3 separate regions of the Homo sapiens genome follow, and all the other regions are linked to region 2. A link is a contact called in ENCODE Hi-C or POLR2A ChIA-PET data. All regions are on one chromosome and are shown on one strand. Each heading gives the region's core, a stretch centred on a gene start or an enhancer-like site at or near the end of the contact. The rest is flanking DNA. Distances are from core to core; before and after follow the strand shown. Region 1 has its middle 12 kb from the start of LINC02344. Region 2 holds the start of STARD13 (StAR related lipid transfer domain containing 13). Region 3 overlaps STARD13 (StAR related lipid transfer domain containing 13).

Region 1 (3,374 bases), core at 133-2,632, 37 kb after region 2:
TAATAAATAGGCCAGGTGTGGTGGCTTACCTGAGGTAACCCCAGCACTTTAGGAGGCCAAGGCCGGTGGATCACCTGAGGTCAGGAGTTTGAGACCTGCCTGACCAACATGGTGAAACCCCGTCTCTACTAAAAATACAAAAATTAGCCAGACATGGTGGTAGGTGTTTGTAATCCCAGCTACTCAGAAGGCTGAGGCACGAGAATCGCTTGAACCTGGGAGACGGAGGTTGCAGTCAGCTGAGATCATGCCACTGCACTCCAGCCAGAGCAACAGAGAGACTCCGTCTCAGGGAAAAAAAAAAAAAGGCAATAAATAATAAAAGCCAACACTTTAAGCACTGACTCTGTGCCATCATTGTTCTCTTACATATATTATCTTATTTAATACTCATTCAAAAATGATTATTAACTCCATTTTATAGATGAGAAAACTGAGGTCGAGTGGTGAAGTATCTTGCCTAAAGCCACAGAGCTAGGAGGTGGTAGCATCAAAGAACGGGGCTTTCCTGCTCTCTGGATCTTATTGCTGAACATCAGTCCACATTGCTTATTTCTCTCTCCACCCAAGCCCAAATTCATCTCCTCTGAGAAGAGTTCCATAAGTGATCCTTGCTCATAGGAGTTTTTCTTCTCTATTCTTTCAGCACTTACACACTCAGTTTGCAGAGCATTCATGCGTAATTTTTGGAAAATTTTGTTACTTTTTCAGTGTTATCAAGAATGCATAATTTGTGCATCAGGCTAAGGCTAAACTAAAAATCAGAGTCTGCGTCCTCTAATTTTTTTGAATTCTTCTGCTATGACTTGTGAGTAAAACAATGTTCTGAATAAAGTAGTGTTCAGCAGATACTATCAATTCACAGCTCATTAATCACAGTGTTGAGATTCGCATATATGTAACTGCTAACAAGTATTATAGCTCATTTCCAAATCGATTTCATTTACCAATGTTATATACTGCAACTACTCACCCTCGTATCTAATACCTTCAGTTATACAACTTTTCAAATCTGATGATGACAACAAGAATGGCTTGGATGTCCTCAGAACGTACACGATGTACAAATAAACAGCCCAAAGTCTTACTAACATGAGCCTTCCAAACAATGCAATCAGTAAATCTTGTCCTACAGGCTCAAGGAGCTCTCTGTTTTCACTGTCGTTTGTACCGTTCTCCACGCAGTTTAGCTGAGAAGTTAAATCCAGCATAAGTACATTAAAAAATGTATCTGATATTTTCATTTCCTAACAAATGAAGCAGAAATTATATTTTGCAAGTAGGAAAGGCATGTTTTCTCCAAATGAAACTTAAAATCTTACATCTGCTCATAAAAATGTTGAACATCTGAAAATATGAACAAATGCTGGAGTTGCAGGAATGACCTAACAGCTGTTGCACGCGCAGTGACGTAAAAAGCTGCAGACGCATTATTCAGCTATTCAGAAATAGGATCTGGAAAGCATTCTATTTTGGTACACAGCAAAAATTTATTTTTCTCTTGATAAGCCAGGACTTCAGAAGTTAAAAAGAAGAGACTGCTATCTTTAAAAACCTAAGTCGATATTTGCTACAATCATGCAATCTAGTTCTCCTTTCTACCAATTTAAACTAATAGTCCAGTTTTTGAAAGATACACAACCTAAACAATGTCCCTGTGGATGTTGAATTAATTAAAATTGGCAGGGCATTATGAACAAGCAGTAGTATAATTTTCTTGGGAGAAATTTTTAAAAACACTCTTTTTTCTTTTTTATAGGCATCTAAACATGGAGATAGAGACATAGGTAAGAACTGTAACAGAATAAGAGAAGAAATTTGAAATCTCCATATTTTTTCCTCCGGCCAGAAAATGAGTAGCAACAACCAGAGCCACCATGCTGGGCAGCACAGGTTGTAATGTGACGAGGCCCCTACCAGGGTTGTGCCACACTGTGTTAACAGTGCCTGCCAGCCTGGCTCCCACTGATTCTCTGAGCTCCAGCCATATTAGGTGCCTCCAATCCCTGCTCTAGTCCAAGTGCTTGCCTGATTCTGAGCCTTTGCATATGCTGTTCCCACTGCCTTGTACGCCCTTCCTAACCCTTTCTCCTATGGAATTTACACTACCCTCCAGAACTCAGCTCAAACGCTATTCCTCAAGGAAGCATTCTCTAACCTACAGATGCTGTTAGCCTCCCTGCTATACTCTGATCGCACCCTTCTCCCACTCAGCCCTTCCCACAACTGTAATTAAATAATTACATGGGCAATTTGTCACATAAGTGTGATCTACCCCCTAGACGGCAGGCAAGTTTTATGAGAGTTGTTTTTCAGCTGAATTCCCAGCACCCAGCAAAGTGACTTGCCCAAAAAAGACACTCAATGTAACGGTACATACATGGTACTTAGCTTCTCATTTTACTACCTCAAACAAAGCACTGTCTCTGATCTTCTGCTTTCCCATTTTTCTATACTTTAAACTTGATTCTCTGGCCTTCAATTAACTTAATGCCAGAAGAAAATGGATTCTGGCAGAAAACATAGCCAGAAATATGCATCATGCTCTTAAAAGACCACTTGGCTCCACAAAATGGCTCAGGTAAGAAACGCCAACTTGCTCCTTGGTCCAGTCTAATTTCTATTCTGGTGTTATTCCCTTTTGGTCTGGTTTCACAGTCTCTACTGAGGGAAACAAAAACACGAAACACACCGTCAGGATCTTGCGCTCCTCTTGGGGATTTCATAAGGCTATTTCCACAGCTGATTATCACTCTGACTTTGGGCAGGGAGAGGTTAAGAAAAAAAATGCAATATTCTGCAACAGCTGAAATAATTCTCTGCCAAAGCCTGGTTTTAAATTCAAAGTATGTTTTCTCTGTATGTAGAAGGCAGTAAAAGGTCTAAAGTTATAATGTGACATATAAATTTAGCACTCTAAGATGCAAAAACAGAGCAGATATTTTTATGCACTACTCATAATAATAATTACTATTGACTCTAAAGTAAGCAAATCCATATTTGTTTTCAAGTTAAGTGTGTTACTTGAGAATATTCGAAAACATTTGCTAAGGGGTGTGAACGGTGCAGACTCTCATCAAAATCCATCTGTCTGAATCTATTAACTGGCATTTCCCCAGCTGGGGCATTCCTCAAGTCCTACATAACAAAAGCTCCTTATGCCAGGAGTGAGGGCTGATACTGAACTTAGAAACTGGATTTATTTTATCCAGAATTAAAAGTTCTAAATGGATTTTGTAATCGTGTATCTTTAGGACCCAACTCTATCAAACACAAAACCAACAGCTGATGTCAAATAGAAAATTAGAGTTTGAGCTTCAAAGTCAAGGTAGCTATCACTGCTTTTCTATTTTAAAAAACAATTTGAAAATACT
Region 2 (3,667 bases), core at 875-3,374:
GCTTCCCTGTGATCTTAACTGTCAGTTTTAAGTGTTAGGCATTCATTGACTTCAAACACTCCATTGCCCAGTATAAAAAAGAGGGAATTCTCAAATTACCTAATTAGACAAAAATGAAACATAAACTGAGGGTGCCCATATGTCTGTGTGACAGGGCACGTTCAGTGATAGTGCATGTGTTCACAACTTCAAATCTTGAATGGAAAAATAACCCTCATTCCAAAAAGAACATAAATAATATTTAAATAAAATAAATTATTGTAAATACATCTAAGGAGGTCTGCAAAGCAATTTCAGCTAGTTCTCTGCAATATTTCTCATATGATATGCATGCTGAGGAACATTTATATCTTGTAGATGATAGCGCATCATTAAGCCTCGGTGTTCATAAAGATGATGGCATTTGGAAAGGCACCATTGTCAGAAATTTCTAAAACCAAAGTGGAGCTGGTTTTTATTCTAAGCCTAAAGTATTTTTAAATCTAGCCACAGGGAAATAATTACTTTTGTTTCTATTCAATCAAGACCTGGACACAGAGTTTATGCAATGACATAATATCCTTCCTGAAATCAGACCAGCATGTAGGAAGGACCAGCATCCTTCACACATAACTAGTTCCTGAACCTTTACAAACAAATCCTAATTTCCAAGGAAACAATCTCATCAAATGCTGCCCGCTAGAATACATATTGTTCTTTCTGGAAACATTACAATAAGATTTTCATGATTACAAACCCCAACTTCCTCTTTAATATTCAATATAATCTTAAACTCATTTATTTAAGTGGAAACTGTATTTTTATAATGGCTCTAAAAATTCCTGGTTAACTTATTTAGCACCAATATAATAATTTCTTTTTTTGTTGTGTAGGAGGAGGGTGATCATTAACTGACTGTCAACGTGTGTTAGGGGCTTCTTAGGAACGGCTCTAAAAATTCCTGGTTAACTTATTTAGCACCAATATAATAATTTCTTTTTTGTAGTCTAGGAGGAGGGTGATCATTAACTGACTGTAAACGTGTGTGTTAGGGGCTTCTTAGGAATGTTCGTCTTTCTGCTTTCTACTGATATACCCTATAAGGAGCATGTTTTAAATTTTTTTTTTTTTTGAGACTGGTAAATTTTAGTAATGTCCAGACTTCCAGGCTGGTATTTTGAGGGGCTGGGAATAAAAAGAATATCAAGCAGCTTATAATCAATATTCTCTTCTCTTTGCATTAGGAAGCTGGAGTTTTGTGTGCAGGTTACGGGATTTGTTTTGAGATGAACGAACACCTTAATTCTCTACCAGGAAAACAATATTAACACATCTGTGGCAACTGCTGACATAAACATACAAACAGGAAGAGAATGCGATTCTAGTGCTTAGCCTGGTGGCCTTTAGAACAGAATTCTTGCTTTCCTCCTCTTCACTAAGGATATTCGAAATACTCTGGGCAGGGTGGACATTAGTCCCTCGCCTCCTCCCTAATGAAATAAACAAGTGTCCACATTTTAAATGTGACGGAGTGTGAGGAAACTGCAGAAAAGCTCCTAAGATACACACTGAGTAACAGTTCTCATCTGTTCTGTAGACACACGTCAGTTTGGGAATTTATGATTCACTGTCCCACCGTGAAGTTTTTTGTGCACTTTATGTTGAGCTATGTGGCAGCTAAGGACTGTCCTGTTTGCTGAAAACTGCAGCCTAAAGTTATTTTTCAAAGTTACGGGTAGTGTGGCATAGAAATCCATATGTTATAAAGTGGAAACAAACAAACAAAAAAAACTGGGTTAGCATGAAATAGAGCCAACAGAAATCAGAATGAGCAACAGCCTTCCACTGCCGGCCACTCACCTTGTTGAATTTTAGTCACTAGCTGATGGCGTGCTAGAATCCGGCTCATCCTGTAAGGAGAGCGTCTTGTAGTCTGATCAAATCGCAAGTACATCTCCTGGCCCTCAGGTGTCATGGAATTTAGGTAGTAGCAGCCTGAGGCTGGGGTCCTGGGCACCTGACTGAACATCTCGGCAGATTTCCTATTGCCACCTCAGTCTGCCTGTGGCTGTTGCCGTCTGTCTCCAGTCTCAGTCAAAGAGCAAGGCACCCAGCCCAGGACAGCTCAACAGACCCAGCGATTTTTAAAAAGAAAGAGGAGTGCCAAAGCCACAACTCAGAATTCCAACCCCCGGGGCCCTCACGTGACCTCGGGAACCAATGAGAGGAAGAGAGGAAAATGGGAACGTTTGCAGTCAGCCCTAAGCCCCGACCAGAGGCAGTTCCAGCCGCCAGGGTCCCTCACACAACGCTGAAAGCAAAATACACGTATTTGACGTGCCTCAGAGCTGACGAAGCACCCAAAAGCAGCCCTCACTAAAGGAGTCGAAAGAAAAAGAGAGAGGGAAGGGCAAAACAAGTAGAAGACAAACAAGTCCAGGGCTCAGGAAACTTTTCAGCCTGTCAAAGTTAGAGAAAGCTCCTTCGCTTTCTACAGGGCAGCAGCAGCCAGGTAAAAGATGGACCTGATAAATCTCTTAAATTTAAAAAACACAACACAACAAAAAAAAACTACTTCAAACAAGCATCAACAGCTGAGCGTAAGCCACCACCTTCATTATCAAGAAACAACTCAAATAAAAACTTTTCCAGTGAAAAATAAACTTCAAGGGCTTTAACACCAGGAGTGAATACACCACAGATCCTGACCCTCACGTGATGGGAATTGGAGGGCTCTTACAGATAAGACTCAGAGAGGCAAAGTACACACGCGTTACGTATTAAGCATCCTTTCCTCTTTGATTTCTCTACTTCCCCAATTTTTAATCACCTAGAGGTAAAATACTTAGAAGGTGCCTATCACATTTAAGACACTGAATCATTTAAGACAAGAATCACTGCAGAAGTTGCAAAGGTACTTCAAAGATACTGTCATCAACCTGCTAAGGACCCATTGAGAAGTTATACAAAAGCTTCTAACATGAGGCCATATATATGTCTCAAAAAGGACGCAAACACAATGCTAGGTGAGCAATATTATTTTTGACTGGGGTGATGATTGCAAGCCAGATAGAGAAAGAGACATTTGGATAGGCTTTTTAAAATGGGGGGAATTCTGATAGGCAGAGGCTGGGGAGGGCTTTGCAAGAGACTGTAGGTACCCATGTGTGCAGATCCAGAACCAGAGTATATGGTTTAAGCAAACTGCTAGTAATTCAGTTTGGCCATATCTGAGTGTGTGTGTATATATATACGTGTATATATATATGTGTGTATATATATGTGTATATATGTGTGTATATATATACATACACACACTGAGTGACATATATGTATATGTCATTATAATTTTCCCTGTTTTTCTTCTTTAACATTGTTTGATGTGAAGAGAAAAAGTCCACAGAAAACATGTTATCAAATTCTGAGCCTGGGGCTGAAAGAATAAAGTTCTTTGATACAAAAAGTATATGACCAAGTTGCTTCTACATTTGGCTGACGGAAACATAGCCTGGCTGGGAATTTATAGTCTAATAATGAGAAATTATTTCTACATTATTTCCAAATTAAAAGTTTAACAGGATTTAAATTAGGACTTTGATTCTTCTTACTCTGGCTCTCCGAGGCCCATAAGCCTTAACAACTTTCCCTGAGGGAATTGTTGCTAGCCTGATTCTGAGAAGCAGCTCGT
Region 3 (3,402 bases), core at 835-3,334, 49 kb before region 2:
CAGAACATCTACCCCTCGAGATGGAGAACTACTGACTGGTACCCGCTTTTCTGGTCATAAGCTGAGTTTTCTGCCCCTTTGTCCTCAAGTGACTTTGAATTTTGTTCTTTTGAGAAAATGCTCCTGAGGATACAGGAACAGAGTCCCAGCTATTTTCAAAGGTAAGAACCAGCCTTCCTCTTCCTGTAACTCTGTGTCTTCACACTCATCATGCCATCTGCTCTCTTCCACTCATGGGCTCTCTCAAATGCTTCACTGACATTCCCCTTGCACAAGGCCGCAACTGGCCATGGAGTTCTCATTAGTAAAATGGTGCTACTCAATGTTCATCCACCTTACATGATTTTCGTGAAAATTAACTATGAAGTTTGAGGGACTTTTTTAATGTTATGAAATGTTAGTCTAGTTTCTTATAACTTTTTTTGATGAAAGCAAAAATACTGTGATTTTAGCATTCTGCCTCCAACAAATCTACCTCTCTTTGGCCTGAGGCAAGTCACCTAATCTTATATATCAGTTTCCTGTGTGTAAAGCATGGAAAATAATTGTTACCTGGCTCACTGGGATTGCCAGGTTTAATTAGTTATGACTTTAGAAGGTTGTAAAAAATTGCTTTGTAAACTATTCATAACAATGATGGCATACAACTCCTTCTGATATCTTTATTCCTTCTCTGATTTCTTCCATATCCAGTTCTTCTGCTATAGAAATAAAAAGTCATTAGTGGTGAATTTGTATGTTTTTATCTGCATTTCTTCCTGTTCAATATTTTAAGGATCTTATGTATTATCACAGAAAATGTAAAAATGTTCAGAAAACTCCTTCCTCTGGTCTCTTGAAGCCATTAGTACAGTGGTTTTCAAAGTGGCGTCTTCAAACTAGCATCAGGAATGCTTGAGTCCCCAGTTCCCCAAATGTGCACCAGGGCACTCTGGGGCACTGTAGCAAACTCACACAGGAGGCTTGGGATATTTTTTAAATTCTTGAGAGGCTCACAAGCAACACTGGACATCTGTCAGACACTGAGCAAACTACTAGTCCAAAGTAGTTCCTGCTTTCAACATGAGGTCCTGTCAACAACATTCCTTTCCATGAGGCCATATCTAGCTGGATTTTTGGCAGATGCTGTGATAAAAAGCAGGTGCTATGTGAAAATCAATGTGGAACAGAAAATAAGGCTGGCAATAACCCATCTGATTCCCAGGTTTGAGAAACTGTGCAGTGTCCAGCCAGTGCAGACATCTCATTATTAAGTAATTGTGGTTATTATTAATGAAATAAAATATTATTTTTCTTTCAATTTAAGGGTGTTTTTAAAAATAGCTGCTAAGTTGTTAGGACATAAATACTTCTCCAGGTGTTTCGGTCTATGTACTTAATAAATGCAACTGTTAGGTATTTCTTTTGGCCTAGAAACAGAGTTACCAGAAAAGTCTGGTAGCCCTGTCGAAGGGCACTGTGCAAAAACTACTGAGGCCTTGAGGACACCAGGAGCCAAGGAAGTCTGGAAACCTCTGACATGAGAAATTGCTCCAAATGCAAATTCTTGGGTCCCCTCCAGACTTCCTAAATCGGAAACTCTGTGGGTGGGGCACAGTGATCTGTGCTTTGGCCAGGCCTCCAGGTGATTCTAATGCATGTGCACATTTAAGAAACATTGCATTAGCAGCTTATGTCCTAAGAGCAGCAGGTGTGCTTGGGCAGGTGGATGTTCCGTTGGTAAATGAACATCAGGCTAATCTCACAGTTTGAATGAGAAGGTACAGAAATGACCCAACTGGGGGCAAAAAATCCACCCCCCAAATCAGTTTACATAAATACATAATGCATATATCTTGCTCTCTTAAAGCTCATTCTAGCCTCTTAAAATTATGAAAACGTACTGTTTTTATTACAAATCGTGAGTAATTTGTGCTTTCTCTTGGGCATTTTGGGGAACCCGAAGTGCCTTTTGATTTTTGAAGATTGAATCACTCTATTATTGAATGCTTCAGATTGCTGAGAATGAATCATATCATTCCTTTCAGAAGACAGAATTTATGGCTGGCCAGTAAGGCATGATCCAAAATCTTTGGCAGGAATCTGATTTGCATTCTCTTCTGACTTGGTAGCAAGCAGGACCCTCCTCAAACGCCTTGTTAGTGTTTCTGTGGAGAGGAATAAGGAAGGACCAGGTGCGAGGAGTTCCCTGGGTTCGGTGGAAACGCATGGCTGCGTGAGTGTTAGAGATTTTGAGGAAAATCTCCTGTGCTGAATAGCAGACCTCAGTTTTTCATCCTGGTTAATCCTCTTAAGCCTTTGTACATATGCAAAGATTTCCAAACTTTGGAGTGCTAAATCAGAAGCTTTCAGCAACAGTCTTCCTTGGCATCCCCCTGTTTCCTTAGCAATATGGTGGTCTAATGCTGAGCATAAGGAAGCCAGTTAGGAAAGTGCATCTATGTGGATACAGGGGAAGAGCAATCCTTATTATCTTGAGTCCTCTGATGCTGGGATGGCTTCAATGCTTGATCTTGAGGTAACAGCAGGAATCAACTGGTCTTCAATCCCTTGCGGACAGTGAGGACAGTGCGTTACAACCACTCTGGCTCACAATAGCTACTCAATAGCTTTCTTCAACGTTGTTGCATTACTGAATGTATTACTTTTAGAAATTAAATTACAGCCATCTTCTGCAGTTGGTATAAATTCATTCCTTTCTCTTAAACATTTCAATCTCTTCTTCAGAGTTTGATAGTTTTTGACCACTGATTCCTTCCTGAAATTCTTTCTTCCCTAGGATATATACCCTTATGGAATTACTTTTGGTTTTCACTGCTCAATTTTCTTCTTTCTTCCTCTTCTTCTATATGTACTTTCCCCAAAGATCTACACGTTAACTTTTTCTCTTTTCTTCCTAAACCAGCCCTCTACAATCTTGTCCATGTCAAGGAATTCAGCTTTCTCCTAGTCATATCCTAATCTCTTTCTGCACTCAGCCCCACTCCTGGAACTTCACTCTTGTCCTCTTTCAAAGTCCTAGTTCCAGATTTCTAACTTCTTAAAGAAGCCACCACTCTTCCTTAACTAGGAAAAATAATTAAATAATGAAGTCATGTTGTAATCCCTGTTTTTCCTTGGCCTCACTTTCAATCGGTTCATAAATTCATAAAACATCTATAAATTGAGTCCCTGCCAGCAAGAAGGCATTGTGTTAGTGCTGCAGGTGTAAGACTTGGGCCCTGCCTTCAAGAATGTAAACGAGCCTCAATTTATAACATCTTATTCCTCCTTTTTGTTTCTGCCATTGACCTGTTTTGCAGTAGTCTCACTTCCCACATGAACTATTGCAATGAACTATTTTTCTGGTCTTCCTGCCTCCAGCATCTTGCTTCTCCAGTTAATCCTAACTTTGGTGCTAGA

Evidence for each region. Hi-C counts contacts between places; a loop is a spot of excess contacts on that map. ChIA-PET counts read pairs that join two places held with the same protein, here RNA polymerase II (POLR2A). Pooled maps may share reads with other maps.
Region 1: a loop to region 2 is called in a map of ascending aorta, with 6 times the contacts of the local background. The contact joins the enhancer-like site here to the promoter of STARD13 in region 2. A Hi-C loop is called at or near these places in 5 of 168 maps with a recorded cell type or tissue (aorta, ascending aorta, gastrocnemius medialis and 1 more) and 5 of 50 pooled maps. POLR2A ChIA-PET finds 5 or more read pairs at or near these places in 4 of 52 experiments (AG04450, H1, MCF 10A and 1 more).
Region 3: a loop to region 2 is called in a map of ascending aorta, with 6 times the contacts of the local background. The contact joins the enhancer-like site here to the promoter of STARD13 in region 2. A Hi-C loop is called at or near these places in 48 of 168 maps with a recorded cell type or tissue (Caco-2, Calu3, HepG2 and 26 more), 1 of 37 single-sample maps with no recorded cell type and 29 of 50 pooled maps. POLR2A ChIA-PET finds 5 or more read pairs at or near these places in 10 of 52 experiments (AG04449, Caco-2, HEK293 and 7 more).

The regions. Positions count from the first base shown.
Region 1 is chr13:33,321,214-33,324,587 of GRCh38, forward strand. It overlaps a transcript of STARD13 not described here. Among named protein-coding and RNA genes, the nearest start is that of LINC02344, 12 kb to the right of the region's middle. Within about 2 kb of position 1,383, at least 10 of the 41 ENCODE cell types and tissues checked have a DNase peak (open chromatin) inside an H3K27ac peak, as active enhancers do; they include ascending aorta and gastrocnemius medialis, where a contact is called at or near this core.
Region 2 is chr13:33,283,631-33,287,297 of GRCh38, forward strand. STARD13 (StAR related lipid transfer domain containing 13) reads right to left here and starts at 2,125. Exons shown (of 14, transcript NM_178006.4): 1 at 1,840-2,125. The coding sequence starts at 2,008. RefSeq lists enhancers at 2,228-2,287, 2,298-2,427.
Region 3 is chr13:33,234,197-33,237,598 of GRCh38, forward strand. All of the region lies in intron 1 of STARD13 (StAR related lipid transfer domain containing 13), which reads right to left. Among named protein-coding and RNA genes, the nearest start is that of STARD13-AS, 42 kb to the right of the region's middle. Within about 2 kb of position 2,085, at least 7 of the 41 ENCODE cell types and tissues checked have a DNase peak (open chromatin) inside an H3K27ac peak, as active enhancers do; they include IMR-90, PC-3, PC-9 and 3 more, where a contact is called at or near this core.